Regions from separate parts of the Homo sapiens genome. Here region 2 is linked to region 1. A link is a loop called in an ENCODE intact Hi-C map of the cell type or tissue named here. Cell type or tissue: upper lobe of right lung. All regions are shown on one strand.

The links. A loop is a pair of places that touch in the nucleus more often than their neighbours do. Peaks named below come from ENCODE experiments on the same cell type or tissue, not always from the same donor. Only the 100,000 strongest peaks of a DNase experiment are listed, where the experiment ranks them.
Region 2: a loop joins it to region 1, with 2.9 times the contacts of the local background. A loop is called at or near these places in 21 of 110 quality-filtered maps.

Annotation. Positions count from the first base shown.
Region 1 is chr17:42,513,756-42,521,755 of GRCh38, reverse strand. It overlaps ATP6V0A1 (ATPase H+ transporting V0 subunit a1), which reads right to left. Exons shown (of 22, transcript NM_001130021.3): 20 at 7,778-7,895; 21 at 7,296-7,467; 22 at 1-729. The coding sequence ends at 636. MIR5010 (microRNA 5010) reads right to left here and starts at 7,568; the gene lies at 7,449-7,568. RefSeq lists a silencer at 4,157-4,206 and an enhancer at 4,650-5,149. In upper lobe of right lung, CTCF peaks have their summits at 1,089 (motif pointing left) and 4,109 (motif pointing right); DNase peaks (open chromatin) are centred at 1,495, 2,595, 3,165, 4,115 and 1 weaker place; H3K27ac peaks cover 5,720 bases.
Region 2 is chr17:42,297,041-42,305,040 of GRCh38, reverse strand. It overlaps STAT5A (signal transducer and activator of transcription 5A), which reads right to left. Exons shown (of 19, transcript NM_001288718.2): 6 at 5,160-5,290; 7 at 4,760-4,911; 8 at 4,171-4,326; 9 at 3,587-3,766; 10 at 612-699; 11 at 389-511. Among named protein-coding and RNA genes, the nearest start is that of STAT5A, 13 kb to the right of the region's middle. In upper lobe of right lung, no CTCF peak of the experiment used is centred here; a DNase peak (open chromatin) is centred at 3,750.

The sequences.
Region 1 (8,000 bases):
GAGTGCAGGGTGGGGTCAGAAAGGCGGTGTAGATATCCTATGACCCCTGGGGATGACAGGGAGAAGCCACTCATGATGGCCTAGTTGGGTCCAGCTGAATGCCAGGGGGGTGGGCAAAAGACGCAAATATCATCTTCCTGGACCCACCCCTGCTAATCCAAGAGTGGGACATGTTACCAGTGTCCCCTTCTAGGGAAGAATCTGTATTACTCCCCCCACTACTCCTGCTAGAAACTACGGTGGCAGATGCAGGGAACTCAAAGTCTAGATGTGAATGGCATGGGTGCTCCTTCCATCTACAATGCACGGGGAAGATGAAAGGGCTTTGGGATGGCGTGGGAATGCAGACTGGCTCACCACCAGGAGGTGGGAAGGGCTGTCTGGATGGATGGAGGCTAAGAGGGCAAGGCTGGTGCCCAGTGAGTATGAGTGACAGCCAGAAAATCACTACACTACACACAAAGCTAGGGGTGGTGGGAGACCCAAGGAGGACTATTCTATCTAAATGACTCACAGACAGGGTGACACGAATGAGCTGGTGCCCACAGATCACAACCAACAGGCAGAGAGGCACAGCTGATCACTGTGGAGGGAGGCGGGGAGGGTAGCATGGGGCACACGGCCCTCACAGGGACTCACTCTTCAAACTTCCCTTCCCGAATATGCTCGAAGGAGAAGGGTAAGAACTTGAAACCGGTCCCGCTGTAGAATTTATTCTGGAACTCAACCCTGGAGAAAGAGAAGAAGAAAGCTGTCATTCAATAGAAACTTTGTGAAGCTTTTTAGGACTTCACAGTTGGGCAGGAAAGATGCCCCGTGCCCACCTCACCCCGAGCCTCCCTTCCCTGGGGAAGCTAGAGAAAGCCCAGAGTGCAGAGATCCCACTTTTAAGGCCTGGGATCAAGAGTTCGACGCACGGAGGAAGGGATTTGCCCTCAGTTCCCAATCTTGCTCTGTCCTGCCGAGCAGTGTGTTTATGCACAACTCTCTGCAGAGAGGCATGTGCAAAAAAAGTTCAGTTACCTTGAGCCTAACATCGTTAATGAACAAGTGGCCCCCATCGCCCCCTCCTGGCAGGGGATCACACAGCCCACCTCTAAGGGAAGCCCCTCCAGAGACACTGGGCAAGCACCTCTGTTTGCTTGTTATTTTTCCTTGGGGGAGCAAAAGGGCGAGCTTGGAGTGAATGTTGAAGGCTTTCCATTTAAGGAAGGAAATTCCAAGGAAAGAGGGGGAGTTAGGAGGGGAAGTCTTCTCAAAGCAATGGCAAAAATATTCTCCAACCACAAAAACATCTGAGAAAGAATTCTTCTCTTGGGGACTAAAAAGAAAAAGCCTGAGCTCCCTTCCCAGCAGTTCAGCATCCATGCCTGATGGTCTCTGTGGGGCCCTTTCACTCTCAGGGAGGGTGGGAGGAAGACTGTCCCATAAGCAGAGCGAGGCTGCTTGGCTGTGCTTCCTCCTGCAAACTCACCCTGGACAGCTGCCCAGCAACCAAACCACACCAAATAAGGGCAGAAAAATGCATGATTCAGGGGATAAAAAGGCCAAGGAGAGCTGCCCTGAGGAATAGTTTCCACATGGTGCTGTGTGACCCTGGAGGCACCGGAGCCCCTATAAGAACAGGCAGGCGTGGGGGCTGGGGCAGGCTCCAGGTGACAGGTCACGTGCAGGGTGAGGGCTTTGAGGCGCTTTAAAGCTTCAGGAACCCTCTAGTTCCCTAACTCAGCTTTTACAAATGGAGATTCCTCCCTCCAAGCCAAGAAGGCAGGAATTAAGAGAACAGGGGCTGGGAGGTGGCTGGGGCCCAAAGGTTACAGACTGTTTGCCAGTGGCACTGGGAGTTCCTCAGAGGCCCCTTCACTGGGGTGCAGGCTGAGGAGCACCCCCTTGAAGAAGAGCGCAACCGAATTTTCTGAGTGGGAGTAAAAGCAGTCAGCTTTCTTCCCCACATCCCCACATTCCACAGGGGTGGGCCAAGGTCCTCCAGGAAAAACAGGACTCAGGAGGGGGAGGACACAGAGCTTCCAACTGACGTTAGCTGACGGTTCCCACCAGAGCAATTCCAAACCAGGACCTGGATTCACCCACGTCCCAACACCCCACCAAAACTACTTCTCCAAGTTCCAGCTACTGAGACCACCTCTGAGGGAACGCGGTGGGGCCTAGCAGTGGGTTCCTGCTTCTCACCCACTTGTGTTAGGTTTGAATTCTTCATGTTGAATAGACTGTGTTCCCATGTGGCAAGGGTTATTTCAGAACAGCTGAAACGAGATTTACATGTCCCCTTTTCATTCAACAATACATAGCCAGAGAGTGGACAAGTCACCTGAGGGTCCCAGGCCATTACCTAGGAGTGAATGTCAGCCTTGGTAGGGTATGCTGACCCCCGACTCCAGTGAGGTGTCCAGAACTCTGACCCCCACCCCCTCCTGGCTAATCACAAAACCATTCTAATCTTCAAACTGGGCAAATGGAGCAGCAGCTTTGTTTTCAGATGCCTGTGGGGGCACCGCCCTTTTCTTGGCACCCCTCCAGTCACCTTATCTACCCATGGGGGCCCAGCAAGGAGGAAGAGGGATATATGCCTGGGAGGGGCACATCAATTGTACTGTGTGAGCAGACAGGTGGCCTCCCTGACATACTGCCCAATACTGCCCCTCCCACCAGCTGCTGCTTTAGAGACTTAGAGCGGCCAGAACTGGGACATCTTGGGTCTATCTTGAGGTCAGCCTGATTTCACCTCCTTCCGTGGCCACCCTCACCCCAACCACCCAGCACAAAGCTGGAAAGCAATTTCCCTGCTAGTCTCCCCACTCTCTCCCGCTGAACTGGGGAAATGTGTGCTTCCTGAGAAAGTACAAACATGAAGTTCCCCAGGGCAAGGGGGGCCCCATCTGCCATCCTAGGTTCTTCCTTCTTTTTGGGCATCTCCACTGCTCTGCTCAGGGAGCCTCCAAAGTCTTGCCATGCCCCAAGACACTGAAATGCACCTCTAGAATTCAACAGCTGTGAGGAGAGCCTCAGGACGCCAGATGAGTGTCTCTATCATCTCTTCCAGCTCCAGCACTTGGCAAAGGCCACCTGGTGACTCAGAGGGATTAACTGGGGCCAAAAGACATCATTCATGCCACGTAACAGGAACTCTGTTTCCTCGAGTGGGTGAAGGAGGAAGGAGTCTTGGGGCCGCTTCCCTTCCCTGGTGGGGGTTGTGACTGAGGGCAGGCAGTCTGGAAAGACAATTCTGGGCTGAGCTGTTTATGTAGCCTGTTCTGCCACTCTCTGTGCCGTTCAGGGCCTACAACACACATCTGTCTGACGGCCTGAATATCAGGGCAATGATGGCAGCCTGGAACTACATTTCAAGAGTTCTGAGTTCTCCTGGGCAGCCATTCCCTCAACTGCTCCATGCTGTCATGCCGTGGCAACACTGCATTCCTAACAAGAAGCTGGTCCCCGATTCTGTCCCTTTAATCACCACCCAATCTGTGAGTGTACAGGTAGGTGTACATCTATGTGTATGTGGAATTCGCTAGGTAAGGAGAGACCAGGTTCCTTGGAAGGTATGCCCTGGGGCAATAGTTCTGCATAAAAATCAGTTTGATGTTTACAGTGATAACTACAATCAAATCCCTGTCTCATGCCTTCTCTGAGGAAGAAAAGATGTCTAATTATGGTAGGTAAGAAGCCAAGCACACTTCATGTGGCAGGAGGGAGGAAAAGAGAGAAAACTCAGGAGACAGAATTAGCAGATTAATACATTAGCCTGCTCACTGTTTTCAAACACATCACCCCCCTTCCTATGATGCTGCATGAATCTCACACTAGTGGTTTATATGTTATCGAATCAAATGTTTTTCTTATTGTCCCCACTGAGGAGACCAGAACTTGTATAATGGGGCAGCCCTTGAATCAGGAAACAGCAGGGATAAAGTGGGAGGTATGAAGATGCCTAGGATGGATGCCAGGAAGAACAGCAGCACCATCCCTACAGCTGGTTCAGCAGCCCCAGAGGCTCCACCCCTGGTAAGAGGGCCACAGCTCAGAACGCCTCCTGCAGTCCTGGGCCACAGGGAAGATCCAGGCATCCTGGACGCACAGCCGCATTTTGCCAGGAGGGGGCGCACAAGCACCAATTTCATTCACTTCTGTTTTAGTGGTGGGGGAGGCGCCCCACTCGTGTCACGGGAACAGCCCTCCAAAGACGAGATTCTGGAAGTTGCACAAAGGAGGTTTGCACTGTTTTTTCCTCTCCTACCCAATACTCCTATTGCCAAAATAAATACGACATATATGGGGAGGCTGTTCCTTGCAAACAGCACCTGAGGGCATTCTGATGGTATCCTCTGCCTCCTCTGGGGTCTTCTCTCACTCTAGACAGGCTAAAAGCAGTCTTTTTATGGGGGACCCCAGGCAGACACCCTCTCTCTAGGGCATCCCAGGTTTTTTTGTTGTTGTTGTTGTTGTTGTTGTTTTGAGACGGAGTCTCGGTCTGTCGCCCAGGTTGCAGTGCAGTGGCGCGATCTTGGCTCACTGCAACCTCCATCTCCTGGGTTCAAGCGATTCTCTTGCCTCAGCCTCCCGAGTAGCTGGGATTACAGGCGCCCACCATCACGCCCAGCTAATGTTTGCATTTTTAGTAGAGATGGGGTTTCACCATGTTGTCCAGGCTGGTCTCGAACTCCTGACCTCAGGTGATCTGCCTGCCTCAGCCTCCCAGAATGCTGGGATTATAGGTGTGAGCCATCGCACCCAGTAAGGGCATCCCACTTTTAAGCAGAGCAGCCACTACCCATCCTAGAGCACCTGCTTTTGCTGTGGCAGCACTTGGTGTGTGCATTACTTCCTACTTGCTCACAGTAATCTTGGCAGTGAATGTTCTGCTCAGGTTCCCTGCCTGGTGTGACAGTGCTGGAATTCCAACCCAGGTCGCCCAATTCCGGAGCCTGCTGTCCTGCCACTCATCACTTCAGTTCAGGGGGACCTGGGAAGACACGGGGAGGCCACAGGTGAGCCTGAGGAGGAAGCAATCTTCTGGCAACAAAATGAGGCTCAAGCCCAGGCGGCCTTGCTCTGCAACAGTGCCTTGCTCCCGCCCTGCCCAGGGAGATGACCGGCTACCCACGTGGGCTGGAATCAAGGTGAGGTGGTCACTGTTCCCTCAAACCCAGGGCTCAAGAGACAGGAGTGAAAAGAAAAGAAAGGAGGCCAAGGGGCAAGAAAAAGTGAGTCCTCAGAGGTTCTCGTGCACTGAGGAGGGCTGAGGAAGTGTGCTTGCGGGGGTCGGCTGATAAGCTTAGAACAGGGAGGCCAGCCAGATGAGCTGGGTGGGGAGGAGGGAGGCCAGGAGGGAGAGAGCCAGGCCAGAGGAAGCCAGGTCTACTGACGCAGCAGGGCTTTTGAAGAAGAGTGCACCCTAGCCACGTCTTGCCCTTCCATGCCTCACTCTCCGCCCATCATTCAGAAAAACCCACAGCTGAATCTTTGAGGAGGCTCAGGGGTCACCCAGCCATGAGAATAATCAAAGATAAAGGGGAGTGGGGAATGAGTTTCTCAGGTTCAGATGCTGGATTTTCTTCAGGTTTTGAGAACGAAGAGAGACATTCATAGTCCTCTTCTGGCCTTGAGATCATGAACACCACAGAGCATCCCATCCAGGGGCCTCTAAGGCACACCAGTGAGTCAGACCCCTATGCTTGTAAAACAGGAGAAGTGTGTGAGTGCTCCTCTGGGGAGAGGGGCCAGAACTTCCAGAGACATTGGGGTTTTGAGACCCCCAAAAAGAGAATCACAACATAAAGGAGAAAATAGAGACCCAAAGAAGTGGAGTCTGAGGTGGAACAGCCACAGAAAATACAGACTGCCCCAGTTTTTAGTATAAGCATATCCCATGCACATTTGGGAAATACTCATACTAAAAAAATTATTTGTTGTTTATGTGAAATACACCCTGTATTTTTATTTTTTGAGACCGAGTTTCACTCTTGTTGCCCAGGCTGGAGTACAATGGCGCGATCTTGGCTCAATGCAACCTCCACTTCCTGGGTTCAAGCGATTCTCCTGCCTCAGCCTCCCAAGTAGCTGAGATTCCAGGCATGCACCACCATGCCCGGCTAATGTTTTTGTATTTTTAGTAGAGACAGCGTTTCTCCATGTTGGTCAGGCTGGTCTCGAACTCCCCACCTCAGGTGATCCACCCGCCTCGGCCTCCCAAAGTGCTGGGATTACAGGAGTGAACCACCGTGCCTGGCCCCCAACCCCTCCCCTATTTTTTTTTTTTTTTTTTTGAGACAGAGTCTCGCTCTGTTGCCCAGGCTGGAGTGCAGTGGCACAATCTCAGCTCACTGCAACCCCTGCCTCCTGGGTTTAAGAGATTCTTTCCTGCCTCAGCCTCCTGAGTAGCTGGGATTACAGGCACGTGCCACCACACCTGGCTAATTTTTGTATATTTAGTAGAGACGGGGTTTTACCATGTTGGCCAGGCTGGTCTCGAATTCCTGACCTCAGGTGATTCACCTGCCTTAGCCTCCCAAAGTGCTAGGATTACAGGCATGAGCCACCGTGCCCAGCCAAACTGTACTTTTATGTGCTACATCTGGCAACGCTGGTTTGAGGTGGTCACAGCCCAGACCACACCCCCGCTCTCCCAGTCCCAGAGGCTGAACTCATGCTCTCTCCACACACAGCCATTAAGAGTCACAAGCTTCATTAAAGAAAACAAACAGAACCACCCCAAACCTGCCCATGTGAAGAAGCTGCGTGAGTGTACCGACCTCCACCCTATAGAGCCAGGAATCCCTCCGGTCCACAATGGAGCTGCCAGGGGTCCAACTCAAAGACCCCTGGCACAATGACAGAACAAAGAGGATAAAGCTGGGGTGCAGCGTGTTCTAGCCTTTCCTGCACTTAACATACATTCCAGAGCTGCTTCCACTGTTCTGAAGACAGAAGAGTTACACATCAGAGAGAAAACCAGAAACCCTAAGACCCCAGCAGCCCCTTTAAGCCAAAATCAGGAGCACTGGGGACAGCTAAAGGCAGGGAGCGGGACCTGACACCACTCACCAGGGACATCTCCCTAGAGCCTAGGGAAGGCTGAGCTGTGCTTTTCTGTGACCATTTTCCGAAACTCTGTGGCAATGCCGGTGCTGGGGTGTCCTGAGGTGAAGCTAGTGCAGGGCCAGCTCATCTTTCCTGCACAGAGCTGCAGGGCTGTGTGTGGGAGAAAAGCTGCCCTCTCACCGCAGCTAAGGACACATCCACCCCCATGCCCGCCCTGCCCCACTGCCCCTCACCAGTGTAAGCGCAGTGCGTGGAGAAAGGCCGAGAGGCCCTCCATGATCAGGAGGATGGCCACGGTCAGGGTGGCAAAGGCAGTGAAGAAGAAGAACAGCACCAAACCTCCCGCCAAGCTCTTCACGCTCAGGCCGATGTGGATCACCATGGTCCAAAGCACCTCAGACAGCTCTGGGGAATGGGAGACACAAAATCCAGTGCAGTTTGGCAAGAGGCAGCTGTAGGCCATGAATTTTGCTCTGCCATCCCCCTGCTCTAGGGTTCCCTGGATCCTGGCTTCCCACTGCCTTAGTGGGACCACCATGCAGAGCTAACCTGGCACAAGTGCTGAGCCTCCTGTCTGTACTCATTCTCCTTGGGTTCAGGAACCTGAATAATTCCAGAACCTTCATGTAATTTCCATTTGACTTAAGCCCCCCAACTGACAGTGCGCCCACAGAGGGGGAAACTAGAGTTCCGGAGCCCGGAGAGAGGTACTCACGCGCATGAGCGAGGCTGAGGGCCCAGAGCCGCAAGTAGGAGGCAGTGTTGGAGATGCAGCCCAGGCAGTACTCGATGGTGTGGATGGCCTGGTGGACCATGGTGTCCCCAAAGTCAAACTGTCGTGGGAGGAAACCAGAGAGAAGATATAAGGCTAGGAGGGGAACGTGCAGGCATTCTGAGTTGTGGCTACTTGGCGCTTTGAACCTGGGCCAGGGCAGGGG
Region 2 (8,000 bases), 220 kb after region 1:
TTGTAGATACGGGTTCTCACTATGCTGCCCAGGCTAGTCTTGAACTCCTGGACTCAAGCAGTCCTCCCTCTTCTGCCTCCCAAAATGCTGGAATTACAGGTGAGAGCCACCACACCTGGTCCCAACCCACTTTCCTCACCCACAGTTCCAAACACAAGCCCCTCCCAGCAAAATGTAGGCACAAGCAAACAAACAAAAACTACAACCGACTTCTTCTTAGCCCATTGCCTAAATTGTCTGGGTTAGTCCCAGATTATAACCTATCAAACAGGGACCCACAGAGTCAAAGCAGGCTGTCCGATGGCATTGCTGCCAGGAGTCCTGAGGCAGGCCCCTCCACCTCTTGGGTGACCTGGAGCAGTGGGGGCAGGAGGGCTGGGGGTCTCACCTTCACCTGGAACACAAGCTCATTGCTGCCAACACTGAACTGAGACTCAAACAGGACTGTGAACTTCTCCTCTGTCACGGACTCTGCACCCCGCCGGTCAGCACGCTTGATCCTCTTCAGTGACTGCAGGGTGGGAGGTGACAGGGGAACAGGGAGATGGCGGCTGCTTACAAGGACTCAGCTCTGGGCAGACCTGCCCTCCGAGGGTGGGCCCCGTCCTCACCATGTTCCTGAAGTGGGCACTGAGGGTGCCCGTGGCTTGGTGGTACTCCATCACGCAGCAGTTGTTCAGGATCTCACCACTGCACTCGCTGCAAAGGAGAGGGGGGTCCCAGCTCCACATGGGCCCCAGGCCAGGAGCATGGTCCTGTCCACACCTCGGGCTGGGGTCTTCGCTCAGGTCAGCCCTGCCAGCAGCCCCTGCCCCGTATCCCCTAAGAGTGTTTCTTGGCGTCTTTCTGGGTTACTGACTTCTCCATCAACCTGGTGCCCAGCACCCAAGGCAAGGTCTCCAGTGGTGAGGTCTGGATCTATCATTAGAAATTCCTCGATACCAAGATTGATGTGAGGGCTTTGGGGACTTCCAATAGCTTCTAATGCACTTAAGATAAAAATCACAACCACAGTCTCTGAGGATCCCTATGGTCAACACCTACCCACCCCCCTGGCCTCACTGAATTCCTCTCCCCTCACTCAGGACATGCAAGCCCCGTTGGCCCTGGCTGTCTGCTGAACATGCCAGGCTTGGACATTGGCCCTTGCTCTTCCTGTCACCCCAAACACTCTTAGCCTTCTCCTCCTTCAGGTCTCAGCCCAGATAGCTCCCCAGAAAGGCCTTCCTGGACCACTTATCTGGAGAAGCTTACCAAGCTGACCTTTCCTCACCCCCGCCTTAAACACATCTCCAACGCTAGCAGATTGCTCTTTTTTCTTTTTTTTTTTGAGACAGAGCTTTGCTCTTTTTGCCCAGGCTGGAGTGCGATGGTGCAATCTCAGCTCACCACAACCTCCACCTCCCAGGTTCAAGTGATTCCACTGCCTTAGCCTCCCAAGTAGCTGGGACTACAGGCGCACACAACCATACCTGGCTAATTTTTGTATTTTTAGTAGAGATTGGATTTTGCCATGTTACTCAGGCTGGTTTCGAACTCCTGATCTCAAACGATCCTTCCACCTCAGCCTCTCAAAGTGCTGGGATTACAGGCGTGAGCCACTGTGCCCAGCCTAGATTGCTCTGTCTTAACTTCTTTTCCAGTGTCTATCACTGGTTGGCCCTGCCTGATCTTTTAAAGTGTATTATCATCAGTCTCCCCAGCTGCAATGCAAGCTCAAAGGCAGTGAGAAGGTCATTTGTCTTCATCTTCACCCCAGATCACATGGTAGGAAATCAGTAAACTTTTTTTTTTGAAACAGAGTCTTGCTTTTGTTGCCCAGGCTGGAGTGCAATGGCACAGTCTCGGCTCACTGCAACCTCCACCTCCTGGGTTTGAGGAATTCTCCTGCCTCAGCCTCCTGAGTAGCTGGGATTACAGGCTTCCACCACCATGCCCAGCTAATTTTTGTATTTTTAGTAGAGACGGGGTTTCACCATGTTGGCCAGGCTGGTCTCGAACTCCTGACCTCATGATCCGCCCGCTTGGGCCTCCCAAAGTGCTGGAATTACAGGCGTGAGCCACTGTGCCTGGCCTTTTTTTTTTTTTTAAACAGAGTCTTGCTCTGTCATAGGCTGGAGTGCAGTGGCACAATCTTGGCTCACTGCCACGTCCACCTCCGGGTTCAAGTGATTTTCTTGCCTCAGAGTAGTTGGTAGTTAGGACTAGAGGTCCAAGTAGCTGGAGCTACAGGTGTACGTTACCAAGCCTGGCTAATTTTTGTATTTTTAGTAGAGACAGGGTTTCACCATGGTGGCCAGGCTGGTCTCGAACTCCTGGCCTCAAGTGATCTGCCTGCCTCTACCTCCCAAAGTGCTGGGATTACAGGCGTGAGCCACCTCGCCCAGCCTCAGTAAACATTTTTAATTGGATGACAAGGGATGGGGCCATGTCTTCCACATCACTCATTCACTCATTTATTCATCCCCTGCATACGCTGTGGGTGGCCTGCCCTGACACTGGACACTACTTCTCCACTCTCTGCTACACATAATGTCTCTGTACTCTTCCCTCAGGATGTGGCACATGGGCTCTGCCTGAAAGTCCTCCCTCTCTGCTACTTCCCTCCCTATCACTAGCTACCTCCAATTCCACCAGGAGCCTAAGACTGTCATTTCTTTAATCCTGCAAGAAGACCCCCTTTCTCGGTGCCCTACACATCCCCCTGCCACATGGCTACACCATCAGGCATTTCCCAGCATCTGCTGCCTGCTCTGCTGCTCAAGGGGCTGGGCGAGAAGACAGCCCAGTTCTGTTGGGATCACAGTTTTGTCCTCAGTGCGTAGCACAGGTTCTAGAACACAGCTACAACACCATACTTTGTGTGATTTTTTTGGAGACAGGGTCTCACCCTGTTGCCCAGGGTAGAGTGCCATGGCACAATCATACCTCACTGTAGTATCAAATTCCTAGGCTCAAATGATCCTACCACCTCAGCTTCCCGAGTAGCTGGGACTACAAGTGCGTGCACCACCATGCCCAGCTAATTTTAAAACTTTTTGTAGCGATGAGGGTCTCCCTATATTGTCCAACTCAAACTTTTGGGCTCAAGTGATCCTCCGACCGTGGCCTCCCAAAGTGCTGGGATTACAGGGGTAAGCCACGGCATCTAGCCTAGCACCAAGCTTGTTGCAGGGACAGGGAAGGCATCTGAGTAGGAGGAAGGCAGTGTACCATCTGTCCCAGATTTAATGATGGTTTGACATGATTGTTTGAATTTACAATGGTGTGAAGCAATACACTTTCAGGAGAAAGTGGTGTGATAGTCTCTCACAATGCTGGGCAGTGGCAGTGAGCCTCAGCTCTCCGGCAGCCACACCATCCCCAGGGTAAAGAACGGATACTCGGCTGGGTGTGGTGGCTCACGCCTATCAACTCAGCACTTTGGGAGGCTGAGGTGGGAAGACTGCATGAGTCCAGGAGTTCGAGACCAGCCTGGGCAACACGGTGAACTAGGGGACAAGACATAGCTGGATGCAAGGACAAAGCGGGGGGTGCAGGTCCCCCACACCTAAGCTTGGGCAGGGGAAGGGAGAGGCACAATTACTTGCGGGTGTTCTCATTTTTAAGCAGAGACTTGGCCTGCTGCTCACTGATGATGGTGGCCTTCACCTGGGGGGGATTCATGTGCACGTTCAGCTTCCCGCCCACCAGCAGGCGTACGGTGGCTGCAAACTTGGTCTGGGTCTTCAGGACCTGAGGAGGCTGCTTCTCAATGATGAATGTGCTGCATGGGACACAGGGACAGACACACGATGAGGGGTTGGCGCAGGGGAAAGGGCTCTCAGTCCCTCTGTGGTGGGGGTGGGGCTGCCTCCCATGGGGCTCAGGAGGTGATGAGCTCGGGCACAACCTCTGTTCCCGGGGAAGCTGTGAGAGTCCAGGGAGAGGATGGAGAGGGGAGTGAGATAACACAGCAGCTGGCATGGGCTGCGGCCCAGGGTATCTCTTGCAGTGTCCACAGGAGAAACTGGGCAAGGGCGGCACCTAGCAGCCACAGCAACTGGAGATGGAGTTGGGAGGGATGAGAGGCAGGAAGTGGATCTGCTGGTCTGGAAGGCACCTGCAGCTCCCCCCACGCAGGCAGGAGCTGCCCCAAGCTCCTGGGCATGGCAAACAGGCAGCAGTCACCTGGTCACCAGGGCTGAGATAATGTCCGTGATGGTGGCGTTGACCTCGGCCAGCATCTCCTCCACTGGGCCGGGGATGGGCAGCTGCTGGCAGAGGTGCTCAGCCCTGCGGATCTGCTGCCGGTTCTGCCAGATGATCTCGGCCAACTTCTCACACCTGCACGAGAGCCCCAAGGCCAACAGGAGGACAATGGCTTCTCCTCACAGACGCCAGGCCCCAAGACACAGCTCCCGTTCCCCCAGGAAGGCTCTGTGCTTTCGCCACACTTCCCACCCATGGGAAGAGCAGAGCTCCCTGCCTCCCAGAATTAGAGACGTACACAGGAGGGGCGACCCTGACTAGGCCCAAACAGCCCAAGCATCACCCCACACACCCGAGCCCCATCCCACCCCCAGGACAGCAGCCCCCTTCCTGGGGGAGGTGCACAGGATGGGGACCAAAGTCTGATTGAGGAACCAGGCTCCCTGGAGAAACAAGAGCTGTCCCAGGATGGAGGGGGCCTGCTGCAGGAGCCAGCACAGGACGCAGAAGCAGCCGGGGTCCCCACCAGCCCCTCCTGCCCTGCCCGCTGGCCGCCCCACACCATTACCAGGACTGTAGCACGTCCAGGCTGCCCTCGGGGGGCCCGCCGTTCCCGGCCAGCTGCTGCCGCCGCTTCCACTGGATCAGCTCGTCATCCAGGATGATGGTCTGCTGCTTCCGCAGCAGCTGCAGGGTCTTCTGGTGCTTCTCGGCCAGCTCCTGAGGGAAGGGAGGAGAGCAGCCCCTTCTGGGCTCCCAGAGAACACCGCAGGGCCTCGCTGGGAAATGGCAGGGCAGGGCCCAGGCCGTTCCCTCTCCCCAAGCTGCTCTGCCTCGCAAGGCCCCCAGGAAAAAAGGCCTCCTGCCCTCCCAGGTTCTGCTCTCATGCTGGTCCCAGCCCTCCCTCGGGTCCCCAGAGACTGACTTCATGGCACCCACGCCCAGGAGAGGCCCAGGACCCCACTCACCACGCGGTACTGCTGCAGTGTCTGTGCCTCACGCTGCAACCAGGCCTCCAGAGACACCTGCTTCTGCTGGAGGGCCGTCTCCCGGCTCAGACGCTCCTGGGGGCTCAGCTGGGCCAGCTGGGCAAACTGAGCTAGAGGAGAGAAGAGGAAACCATGACCATCACCTCCTAGTGTCCAACAGGAGGCCTAGAGAAGCCCACTCACCTGTTCTGGAGCGAGACCCTCCCAGGCTCAGACACTGCATCAAGAGCAAGTCGGGGTTCCTGACAGCCAGGGGGGCCAAGATGAATGGCGCCTCAGGAGGCGCCTCTGGGCCCTGCTCACCAGCCTCCTGACTCTGAGCCGTCCCCTCTGGGGGCACACGGGTGCTGGGGCAGCTGGGGAGGAGGCCTGCCTGCCTCCTGCCCGCCTGCCTCACAGGGCTGCCAGCCCTCTTCTCGCGTCCCAGCATGGGTCCAGGCTGTCTGGGGTGTAAGTGTGCCCATGCCCTTGACTGCAGGTGAACCTGGGCAAATCGCTTTCCTTTCCTGTGCCTCAGCTTCCCCACGTGTAAAACGGGAGATTCTCAGCACCTGCCTCAGTGGGGTGCTTGAAGATTAAATACATGAGGACATGGAAGATGCCAGAAAGCTGCCTGACATGGGTGAGCTCTGTGTGAGGTTCGTGCTTCTTGGTTAACGGGGAACAGGACAGAGAGAAGAGGTGACAGAGACAAGCAGCTGCTCGGCCCCATCCCTCCCGCAGCAAGGCCTCTTCAGGGAACCCCAGCCCCGGCGGCTCTGTCTCGTCCCTGAGCACAGCAGTCCCTCCTCAGGGGAGGATGAGATTCTTGAGGGGCTGGAAGGGGCCCAGCATGTTTGTCCAGGTGGGCTCACTGTGAGCCCAGCCGACCAACCAGGGGAGACAGACAGATAGACAGACCGCAGAGGGAGAGCGTGTCCAGGGCCACTGGGGATGCAGAGCCACCAAGATTCTCTCAGGAAAGGGAGGCCGAAGGGAGGCGGCTTCCCTCCACACCATCTGTGAGGAGTCTCATTGATGGCGGGACAGGGAATAAGTCAGGCCTCACTAGCTTTTAAAAAGTATCCATCATGGGGCTGGGCGCAGTGGCTCACGCCTGTAATCCCAGCACTTTGGGAGACTGAGGCGGGCAGATCACGAGGTCAGGTGATCGAGACCATCCTGGCTAGAGACCATCCTGGCTAACACAGTGAAACCCCATCTCTACTAAAAACACAAAAAATTAGCCGGGCATGGTGGCGGGTGCCTGTAGTTCCAGCTACTAGGGAGGCTGAGGCAGGAGAATGGCGTGAACCCAGAAGGTGGAGCTTGCAGTGAGCCGAGATTGGGCCACTGCACTCCAGCCTGGGCGACAGAGCTAGACTCTGTCTAAAAAAAAAAAAAAAAAAGTATCCATCATGTGCCAGGCTCGGTGGCTTACGCCTGTAATCCCAGCACTTTGGGAGGCTGAGACAGGCAGATCACTTGAGGTCAAGAGTTCGAGACCAGCCTGGCCAACATGGCAAGACCCTGTCTCTACTAAAAATACAAAAATTAGCTGGGCATGGTGGCGCATGCCTGTAATCCCAGCTACTTAGGAGGCTGAGGCAGGAGAATTGCTTGAACCCGGGGTTAAAGGTTGCAGTGAGCCGAGAGCACCACTGCACTCCAGCCAAGGCAACAGAGCAAGACTCCATCTCAAAAAAAAAAAAGTATCCATTATGAAATACGTAAGACACAGGGGATGTGGAACACAAGGGCGCCTGTGTATCAATAACCCAGGCTAAGAAAGTAAACATGTCCACAGTTACAACCACCACCGCAGGCCCACCCCACCCTCCCAGCGACAGCCCGTCTCCACCACACTGGGACTATTAATCCCTTCCCATCACCTTCTCAACAGCCCAGCGTCCTTGCTTGAGCTGAGTCAGAAGATGCGCGCACCAGCATGTCTTGGTCGAGCTCCTGGCTGGCCCCTGAGGGCCACGTCACTCTGACCCCAGCCCTGACCCATGGGATGCACAAGCTGGGACAGACAAAAGCAACTCTATGTAGCCAGGAACAGCCCAGAGCTAGAACTCAGAAATATGGCTCCAATCTCACTGCAGGTATCGAGCAGGAAGAGGATCATCCAGGCACGGACAGATCCGAGGTGTCTGCACGGCTACCTCGGGTATCCTGCCCAGCCACAGGGAGGGTGGTGGTGATCCCAACACCTGGGCCCAGCCTTCCTATGCAAGGGACCCACTTAGGGCTCTCCTGGAAATTTGCAGAAGCTTTTAGGAAGGAGGCCAGGGAGACGGGAAGCAATTTCCCTACTCCACTGGAGGCAGCTGAGCCTTCCCTGGCAAAAGCAGATCAATAGTCTGTGTTTCTGCTGAGTGAACTTGACAAATGGGACTGAGAAGACACTGCATGATAGATCCAAACCCAACCTGAATCCAAACCTAATCCGCCACCATGCACAGGAAACAGAAAAGCCAGGCACGGGATCAGAAATACTGTCGACAGTCTAAGGACTTGGGTAGGAATAACCGCCCAAAATCTTCCGTTTCCATTCTCAGAAGGAGCTGCCCTTCTTCTAGGGCCAGTCTGGGATAGATTCAGATGAGGGGAAATTCTCTTAGAATTATCCTGTCAGTATTGGCTGGGCACCGTGGCTCACGCCTATAATCCTAGCACTTTGGGAGGCCGAGGCAGGCAGATCACTCGAGGCTAGAGGTTGCAACCAGCCTGGACAACACGGCACAACCCTGTATCTACTAAAACTACAAAAAAAAAAAATTAGCCAGGCATGGTGGTGCATGTCTGTAGTCCCAGCTACTGAGGAGGCTGAGGCAT